Regions from separate parts of the Mus musculus genome. Here region 1 is linked to region 2. Evidence: chromatin contacts called from ENCODE Hi-C or POLR2A ChIA-PET data. All regions are on one chromosome and are shown on one strand. The core of a region is the stretch at or near the end of the contact, and the rest is flanking DNA. Distances in the headings are between cores, read along the strand shown.

Evidence for each region. A loop is a pair of places that touch in the nucleus more often than their neighbours do. ChIA-PET counts read pairs that join two places held with the same protein, here RNA polymerase II (POLR2A).
Region 1: a map of left cerebral cortex shows a loop between it and region 2 (3-fold over the local background). The contact joins the promoter of Ccdc92b here to the enhancer-like site in region 2. A Hi-C loop is called at or near these places in 1 of 37 maps with a recorded cell type or tissue (left cerebral cortex). POLR2A ChIA-PET finds 5 or more read pairs at or near these places in 2 of 5 experiments (Patski and embryonic stem cell).

Annotation. Positions count from the first base shown.
Region 1 is chr11:74,618,004-74,623,088 of GRCm38, forward strand. It overlaps Ccdc92b (coiled-coil domain containing 92B), which reads left to right and starts at 1,602. Exons shown (of 4, transcript NM_001013784.1): 1 at 1,602-1,843. The coding sequence starts at 1,759. Gm50590 (a long non-coding RNA gene) reads right to left here and starts at 2,856. Exons shown (of 3, transcript XR_001780261.2): 1 at 2,526-2,856; 2 at 2,263-2,405.
Region 2 is chr11:74,384,474-74,389,364 of GRCm38, forward strand. Rap1gap2 (RAP1 GTPase activating protein 2) reads right to left here. Exons shown (of 25, transcript NM_001015046.3): 23 at 4,310-4,386; 24 at 3,846-3,884; 25 at 1-3,038. The coding sequence ends at 3,876. Among named protein-coding and RNA genes, the nearest start is that of Olfr412, 22 kb to the left of the region's middle. Within about 2 kb of position 1,335, at least 1 of the 3 ENCODE cell types and tissues checked has a DNase peak (open chromatin) inside an H3K27ac peak, as active enhancers do.

The DNA.
Region 1 (5,085 bases), core at 352-2,851, 230 kb after region 2:
TCATTGACACCCAAGTCCACTTAAGCCTAAGAGATTTACAAGAGAGCTGAGTGTGGTGGTGTATGCATGTAATGCCAGCACTCAGGAGGCTAAAACAGGAGGATCTGGAGCTTAAGGTCAGCCCAGGCTACAAAATGAGTTCAAGGCCAGTTAGGACTAAGTGACACCTTATTTAAAAGAAGAAGAGGAAGAGGAAGGAAGAAGAGAAAATAATCTTGAGATGGTAATGCACACCCTTATACTCAGAACTCAGGAAACAGGCATGAGGATCTCTGTGAATTCAAGGCCAGCCTGGTCTATGAAGCAATAGAGTTCCAGGCCAGCAAGAGCTACACACATAGTTTTTTTTTTGTTTGTTTGTTTTTTTTGGTTTTTCGAGACAGGGTTTCTCTGTATAGCCCTGGCTGTCCTGGAACTCACTCTGTAGACCAGGCTGGCCTTGAACTCAGAAATCCGCCTGCCTCTGCCTCCCGAGTGCTGGGATTAAAGGCGTGCGCCACCACGCCCGGCTAGCTACACACATAGTAACGCCTTGTTTAAAAGCAAAATTAAGGCCTTGTAGAAATTTGGCTCAACAAGAAAGTAAATATTTGGCTTGTAATGGAGTGAGGTATTCCAGACCAAACTTTAGGTCTGAGTCCTTAAAGACCACCTCTCCCTTCAGCATGATAAGGTAGGATTGGAAATGTGTTGCCTTTGGGAACTCCGAGCCTCCTGAACCCCTGTCATCAACCATCATGTGTACAGGTGTCTAGTGAGCCCCCACACTATAGTGAGCACTGTACAGGTATTAACTCATTTAATTCTCACAACAACCCAATGGTGCACTCCATACACCACCATCTCTCCAGAGAAGAGAAAGATGCTGATGGTGCCAGAACTCTAAGATGAGCAGAGTAACTCTAGAAATCTGTTTACAGAAGAAAGGAAAAGGAGGAGGAGGAGAAGAAGGAAGAGGAGGAGGAGAAGGAGGAGGAGGAGGAGGAGGAGGAGGAGGAGGAGGAGGAGGAGGAGGAGGAGGAGGAGGAGGAGGAAGAGACCCGGCTCAACACCAATAGTGCCTTATGCGCCTTATACTTTTTACGGACTTTGGAATTTATAAAAGATCTTTTCTTGATTCTGGGTACCATCATATAAGAGGTGAGGTGATTCACCCAAGGTCACAAAACTAGTGAGACATCTGGCACAGCTTTGCTGCTGCCTCTACCAGGAACACATTTTCAGACTATCCAGCAGCTCTCGAATACCCCAGCTCGTGGGTACCCCAGCAGGCAGCGGGCGCTGCCTCACTTAGAGAGGCGGAGCGGATCCTGGCCTGTGGGCCTGGGCGCTGTCCGCGGTGCTGATCGGTCGCCGCGTCCCTGCTCGCCTAGTCGTCTGTGGTGTCTCGGGCTCCCTCCTCAGCTCCCAGCCAGGGCCGGATCCGAGGATTCTGCTGCTCGCGGGGTGCGAAGGCCCGGATCCTGGGGCTCCCCGAGGTCCCAGGGTTCCCCTCCCCCGCCCCAGCCTCCCCTCCCCCCGCCCCGCCCACGGCCCCTCCCCGAGCGCCCCAGGTCCCTCCCTTCCCCCTTATCTCTCCCACCCCCCGCCCCCTCCAGCTCGTTCGCCAGTTCCGGTCACGTTGCTGGGTGTTTACGCCCGAAGCCTGCCCTAGGCCCCCCACCTCTGCGCCCCGGAGCCCCCCAGAGCCCTGGAGTCCGCACCCCACAGCCTCGCAGCAGTTGATGGCGCCGCAGCCGGGCCGCGCTCTGCGGATCCATGAGCGCAGCTAGCGCGGGAGAAGAGCTCTTCCAGAGACCCAGCGAGGCCCGGGCCGGGCCCGGCGGCTCTCTCGGGTCCGCAGGTGAGCAGGCCGGCGGTGGGTGTAGAGGGTGGGCGCTGGCTGGGTGATCAGGGTGATGAAGAGAGCCCCTGAGCTCCGGCTCCGCCTGGAGGGCTGCGCGGGGTCTGGCACCGCAGCGCGCGAGAGGCGGGCAGGACGCGGGCTGCTGGCAGAAGTTGTCCTCCGCCGCCAGACCCGAGCCCTTCCCGGCATTGGCAGGGGGTCCAAAGCAGTCCAGACCACCACTCGCACCGTTCTGCCTGCTCTTCGTATCCTGGCTGGTTCCTCTCTTCCCTATACCCTGTGGTATCCATAACCCTCAACCCTGCCCCCCACCCTGCAGACCCCCTAGTTCTGGGTGTCAAATTCGAGGCATAAACTACAGAGCATCAAGATTGAAAGGTGGGTCAAGTTTTTCCCGACACCCCACTCCCATGTACCTGAATCCTCAGCAATGCTGAGGTTGGGGTTGTGGGATCTTCAGTGGAGCGGGGAGCCAGAGTTGAGGGGTGTCTGGGAGGAGGGACTCTGTAGTGCGGAGGATCACAGGTCCTTAGAGAATGTCTCTGCTACCAGCCCCCACCTTGCAGACAGAGTCCCAGACACTTGTCAAAGGCCAGATCTTGGTTCCAGACTCGTCCTCAGGAGAGCCAAGGACTTAGAGGGGGTGGCAGAGTAATTATTTTTTAATACGTGTACTCACTTGCCCTGGTGATTCCCAGTAAGACTCAATTCATTCTCTCGGCTTCACTCTTGGCTGTGTGGTTTGTTTCTTGCAAGGAATTCCCAGAGTCCAAACTGCCCGCAAGAAGGCTCTAAAATGCAAAGGAGAAGTCAGATTTCAGGAGACAGAAACTGGGTGGAGTGTAGGAAGCTAGGGCATGGCTGTACAGGGAGAGAGTTTATCTGGAGAGCAAGAGGTAGAATCCAAAAAACAACAACAAAAAAGAGGTTTAGCCAGCAGATGTAAAGTGTGGCTGCCTTCTGAGGAGCTATGTGTTACAGGGTGAGTGCCTCAAAGTGTCTCCTAGGTGTCAGCACAGTTGTGCATGTCCGGCAAAGGGCTTTACCTCTCTGGGGTCCTGTTTCTTCATCTCTGGAGTGGATGTACTAGTAGGACCATCAGTGTACAGATGAGTTAGTGTGTATGGAGCTGAGGACGGTACTGAGAGTTAGTGTGTGCTAGCATTTGTGCCTGGGTCTTCAGGCCTGGACCTAGGAAGGCTTCTGAGATCTGTGCTCCTCTTGCCATGGGCTTCTGAGTCAGATGATGAAGAGGAATAATGACTAAGAAAAATAAAGAACATATAGATTCGTTTATCCACTCATCCATAACTCAGCCTCTCCCAGCTCATAGATCTACTTTGGCTTTAGGAAACAACAAAAAAATTAGCATTTACCTAGAAACAAGGAGCCAAGGAGATATGCATTCTTAAAGAACATCAAGAATGGTATAGAGATATTCGTTGACCGGACAGATGTTTTTGGCTCCAAAGAGGAAAAGAAGCAGTCAGAGTGAAATTGAAACTGGGACAAGACATCAGTCAAGGCATAAGACGGGGCACATGGAAACTCCGTGGGATACGAGAGCAGGAGGCTCCCAGGGGCCAGGCTGATCCTCTCCCACATGCTACGCTGGCTTGAAGGAAGGATGGGGCAGAAAAGAACTGGGGAGCAAGGAACAAGCTGAAAGGTGGAGGGGCTAAGGAGAAGTGTAAACATCTCAGGGAAATTGAAAATTCACTGGGGTATGGTTGGCATATGCCTGCAGTCTCAGCGTTAAGGATGCTGAGGCAGGAAGATTGCTATGAGTTGGAGGCCAGCCTGGGTTATATAGCAGGTTCTTGTCCATCGTGGACTACAGAGTGAGGCCATTTTAACAACAATAACAGCTATACGTAAGTAGTTAATAAAAATAGTTTCAGACTTTTACTTAGCGGGCATCTTTTCTTACTTAAAAGTTTATCATAGTAAGGACCACTAAAGGGAACTAGAGAGCTAGCTCAGCATATAATTCAGAAGACAGTCTGAGTTTAATCCCAGATCCCAAAATGGCATGAGATAACTAACCCCCCAAAATTGTCCTTTCACCTCTCCATGTTCACAGTAGCATGAGGGGACCTGTGCCCCCACCCACCCACACACACAGAGTACACCTATGAGAATATGTGCAGTACATTTTTTTTTTCAAAATAAAAGATCACTAAAAGTGAAGCCAGCTGTGTTGTCACATACAAACAGGCTTTTAATGGCAGCGCTCAGGAAACAGAGATAAGCAGATCTCTGTGAGTTAGAGGTCAGCCTGGTCTATATAGATAAACCCTGTCTCGAGGGAAGAAAAACAGAGAGAGAACAGAGCCACTATCCCTACCCTCTGGCTTCTGGACCCCTCCCTTTTCGATGCTGAATTCTAGAGCTCTGTAGAGCAAAAGTTGAAAATCATTGGCAGAAATGACTCAAGTCTAGGGTGGTAAGATTCTGCGCTTCCTGTGGTAAATTGAACCCAAATAACTGTAAGAACTGAGGAGGAGAGACATTGAGTTCGCTATGCTCCATGACAGTTATGGGCAAATGGGAAGGGAACCGGAAACCCAGAGACTAGCAGGAGCTGACTTACTCACCACGAGCAGGAGGCAGGGCCTCAGAGAGACAGAATGGTTGGGACCAGTAAGATGGCTTAGCAGGTAAGGGCACTTTCTGCCCAGCCTGATGGTCTGAATTCCATCTCTAGGACTCATGTAGTAGACAGTATGAATGGATCCCCTCAGTTGTCCTCTGATATCTCCTTTTGTATGCTGTGGCGTGCATGAGCTTGACACATACATACATACATGTAATTTTTTTTTTAATTTAAATCAGAATTGTGCCAGCATCAGAAGGTTCCTGTGCCAGTTGCTTTGCTGATGGCTGAGGCCTTTTCTGCCAGCTTTCCCAAAGGGAAGAGATATCTGTACCTTTCAGACCCAAGAGATATGTGTCAACAGTGTTTGGAATTAACTATAAAGTTTGCACCTTGTATCACATCCATTTTACTCTTGGTGATTTTTTTCTGTTTGGTTGGTTGGTTGGTTGTTTTTTGTTTTTTTGCGGGTTTTGTTTTTGTTTTGGGGTGTTTGTTTGGTTTGGTTTTGATTTTAGTTTGGTTTGGTTTGGGCTTTGTTTTGTTTTGTTTTATTGAGACGTGTTTTTTCTGTTGCCCAGGCTGCCCCAGAACTCTATCTGTAGACCTGGCTGACCTTGAACTCAGATCTACCTGCCTCTGC
Region 2 (4,891 bases), core at 85-2,584:
CTCAGCATGAGCAAGGCCTTGGGGACGTTCCCAGCACCACCAAAAAATGAGGAAGGGAGGGATGGAGAGAGGGAGGAAGAAAAGATATATCAGAGAATTAGTTCATTTTATCATCTTCTGTCCTGATTTCGAACAAAGAAGTCAAGGGTAGCTAATGCATTTTGTCCAGATGACTTTGTCCCAGTCACTGAAAACCCAAAGAAGCACTTGACTGCAATCCCTCCTCCTCCATTTCCCAAGCCCCCGGGTCCTCACTGATCGAAGCTTGTCATGCTGGAAAAGAGCAGAGGCAGAGGCCCTATCAATACCTCGGACCTCAGCACCTGCCCGCCAGTGCAGAGACCCCAGCTACCAGGCTTCCTCAAAACCCAGGCTCCAGGAAATGCAACTGCTTGCTGTGCCAACAGTAAGTACAGTTGGTATGCAGGAACGGGCTCAAGGCGGCTGTGTGGCCTCAGGCAAGTTCTTTCTGTTCATCTGGAGGATGACATGGTCTGTTGAGATGCAAACAGGGCCTAGGAGGCTTGAGTATCAAAAAGGGCCCACAAAACTGAAGTCCAGATGGTTTTCCAAGAAACACCATTTGACATTCATTATCACAGAGAGAGAAACTCTGGCTAAGGCCTTCTATCTGGAGCCCTCCCACATCTGCTTTAGTGTATCAACAGAGCTGGGGGCATCTGGATGCCTATTAACACCTGCAAAATATAGTTTCCAGAGTTGTGACCAGGAGAACCCCTTGTGGAAGTAACAGTGGAAATGTCCCCCCACATCCAAGCAGAAGTATCGGCTACAGAGGCTCAGTCACATGAAGGGGCCTCAGCAAGGCTCGGAGCCCTAAGACTTGGTACAGCCATGAAAGGAAAGACTGGATCAGAGTGTGGAGGAACAGCCTCCAGCCCAGAGGGCTGAGAGGAGACTGGGCCCTGCCATTATTCTACTCCCGTTAAGCAGAGAACTTGAGCTGGGCTGGCGGTACCTACTCTGGAAGCCACAGGATGACCTATTAGATAGAGAGAGGCATGAGCAGAGGGCAGGGGCATCTCATATCCTGCCCAGAGTACCTCAGCAGCAAACCAAGGGTGAGGACCACAGCCAGGGCCTCTCAGTTCCTCAGCACACAGTCATCCAGCCCAGAGGTAATGCCTGCAGGCAGAGTAGCCAAAGCAGTGGGGACGAGGCTTATAAGGTTTCCAGACAGCGTGGGACAACCTGAAAGCCCCTGAAGAGCCCCAGACCACAATACAACATAGCACAATCACCAAGTGGGGAAAACTGCCCAACACAGAGAAGGGAGCCAGAGTCCTGTAATAGTTTCAAAGAAAACACGGTTTGACCTTTCAAGTTCAAGCAGAAACCTGCCAGCAGAACACTGCCAGAATCCACCCGCCTTCTTCCAGCCCCGGCTGCCGCTACGCTGGCTTTTAATAAAAGATAAACAGATATTCTGTTGACCTTCTAACTAGAACAAATCTTACCAGACTAGTATTTCACGTAAGCAGGTTTCCTAAGTGGAGTGAGGGATGAGCTCCCCCTCCCCTGGCTGCACGCAAGTGCGTGGGGGATGAAGGACCAAAACTGTGCTCAGATGACAAAGGCAGCAGAAACAGTTACTATACCAGCCCCAAAGGCTGTTCCACCCTTCTGTACTTTGGCTTGGGAATAGGAGCCTCTGCAGGCAAAGCACTTGGTTGGAAATTCTTGTCATCTGCTCGATGACACAGGAGCCCAGAACCAAGCAGCCCTGTGCCACAGACCCATGTGTACTTAATGAGGTGGGATCTTCAAGTGCCTGCTGTGTAGAGCCAGCGTTTAGCCTGTTGGATGCTCTATTCTACACCCAGCAGCAGAACCTTCCTGCAAACCTGGAAGACTGAGGAGCCAAAGACAGCTTCTCAGTCTTCAGGATGGGCTGGCTCACCCAGAGAAGGCAGCCATGACAAGGAGTACAGATGGCCTGTGGCTTAAAGCGCAGGCTCGTGGGGTCTGGGCTTCCAGGGGCCCTGAAGATGGGACAATGGCCTAAAAACCTGCAGTTGGAGATGGAAGGATGAAGACTAGGGGACTGAGCCTAGAATCAGTCCCTGGGCAGTACTGGTCCCCTCACGGGTAACAGGACCTCAGAGGTGGAAGAACACTGTATTGATTCCAACACTAAATTCAACCACCACACACTTGGCTGACCAAAAACTGCCAAGACACTCTCCACTACATCTCCCCCCTCTCTCACCTAAGACATGGCTTAAACTATGTCTTTTCCAAATTCTCACACAAGTGGAGACCTGAACCCCTAATGAGCCTTCTCACCCAGAGGCTCCTGCACTGGCCTTGTGTTCACCTTGGACTCCACACTCCTGGATGCCCACTACCAGGGCTCCTCCAACCACATAGATAATCAGCAGCTTGTGTAGAATTAGAAAGGAAAAAACCTTGAGACTACAGTCAAGGGAGCATGCAGCCGGGTTCTAGAACACCTAGCTCTGACTGGGAGCGTCCACCAGCCTGAGCCTCTTGAGGGGGCCCTGGCAGAAGTGACAGAGCTCCCTAGGCCTGGGCTGGCAGATGTGTCGGAAATACAGTAAGATTCAACCCAGAGGATACTGGGATATTCCTGGAAAAGCAGTCCAGGAAGGCACTGCACTGCGACCCAAGACAGACAGTACCCACCCACCATTCTGCAGTTACCTCTGCTCCCCACCACACAACCCTCTCTGTCCCTGGGGCAGACGAGCTCCCTAGCTTCTCGCTGAGCCCCCTGGGACTCAGAGTCCCCCTTGCCCAGATCTTTTCCTGCATGTAAAACAAGATGCTAGTTGACTCAGATAGCCGGTCACATCAGGAGGTCAGAAGCACAGGTTGGGGCTTTCAGGTCTGGAGAAGGATCTGGCAAGGTCATGGCCAGGTCAGGACGTGGAACAGACAGCTGGTGCGCTGGGCAGGTGGCCAGTGAGACAGCAGGCCTAAACGGTCAGAGTAGTGGATGGCACCCCCAAACTGCTGGAATTAGGAGCCTTCTGTAGGCCAGAATCCACACTTCCCTGGGAAGATAAGGAAGGGGGGATGGAGAACAAGCATTAGGTCAAAGAGAGATGAAAACACACTGGAGCCAAAGTAGGGAAGCCACTCAGGGCAAGGAGGCTGCCAAGTGTAAGGGGCCTGGACTCAGTCCCAGAAGCCGTGTGTAAGCATTGTACACCAGAAGCATCCACAGTCCCACACAGGTAGTGGAGGCCAACATCACACTCCCGTTTCCTCTTCTGTTTTCTCAGACATGGGTTAAACATAAAGTGAGCTTAACTCTACCCTCCCTCTTGGTCCCAACTCACTCACACTCCAGGGAGACCTCACTGAGCAGGTGGGGCCAATGGGTCTCAGGTGACCTCACTTTCAGGAGTTCACTGGTATATCATGACAGGAACAGAGACCACCCTGGGGTTGTCCCTCAAAACAACGCTTGGGTAGGGGCATCTCATGTCATATTGGGGAAGACAGATACCAGCCTGGAGCCTTGGCCAAAATACAAGGAGAGAGACTGACTGTAACGGGGAAAGGAAGGGGTAAACGGGGAATTCCTCCCAGGGAAACAAGTGAACTCTTCCGCTACTTCCCCTCCTAACTACTACAACCAGCTCCATCTAGTGTGGGGGTCTACCACAATAACACTGGACAACCCTTCCTGGCCACTGTTCTCAGCCCCGCCCCCCACAAAGGCCTGGAGATGTCCATCAACAGTAGTCCTCCATGTTCCTCAGCTGACTTTCTCTGGCCATTCTCAGGCCATAAAGCCATAGACACTCTGACCTCAAGGGAATAGTCCCCTCTCATGGCCACAGTAAGACACTCACCTTGGATAAGGGAAGGTCTTCACTTTCACATTAGTGACCCTGTATAAGAAACACACAAGATTTTTTTTTTCAAACCACCAGACAACGGCCTCCACCTGCAGCTTTGGTGCACTTGGCTCTTGGCAATCAGAGTTCAGGAAGGGACTTGGGCTTCCAGGGGCCAGCAGAACCCATCTCACCTCTGGGGATGGCTGTGTGCAAGAATGAGGCGCTACTGTAGGATGGAGTGGCAAAGGTGGCTGGAGAGCTCCCAGCCTGGTCTGCACCAAGTAAGGACAGAAACCGTCACCCCCAGATCTGGCAGAGCACGCATCTCTGCCTGCTTCAGGAGACACCCCCACACACACCCCATGGGCACTCTCTAGGTGTTCTCTCTCTCTGGAAAAAGTCTGGCTAGGAGGGGTGCTGGAATGTGGGGTGTAGGGCTCATAGGGCCCTTCCTTAGATGCCCACACCATCCTTACCGCACTGGAGCTAGCATGGCTGAGTTTATCAAAGCGGAATTTCAGGTTGGACCTCGGGGAGTTTCTGCTTTTGGCATCTAAGAAAAGAAAAAGGTTATGGAGCTTAAGGGGTTATTCTAGCAAAGTCAGAGTACTGGATAGGGAAAGAGGCCTCAACCTCTCCCCAAAAGCATGCTCCCTAACAGGTACCCACCCATCAGAAGCAGTACTCGGACTTGGAGAACTGCTGCACCCTACTTATTAAACACAGGTCACTTCAATATTTTCAAAATTAAGTTATGGAATCTCATAAGTAAACAAGCCATATTCAAGGAAGATAATGGATATTCAAAATTTGTCATTTCCTCATTATATTGTGGTGTTTTTGCTTTAATCTGTGTTGTTACATCAGCTGCATTCTTCTATAAGAAATTGGTTAAGGTGGTAGGCTATGCATCTCTCCCCAACACCAAGCCCAGGGATGTAGTGGTGGTGGCTTGAGGTCAGTCTCAATGGAAGCATTAAGACTACTGAAGTTGGCCTATAAATCTGGGCTTGGTTTATGGTTTTGTTCCCTAGATTTAAGAAACTAATGGAAGGGCT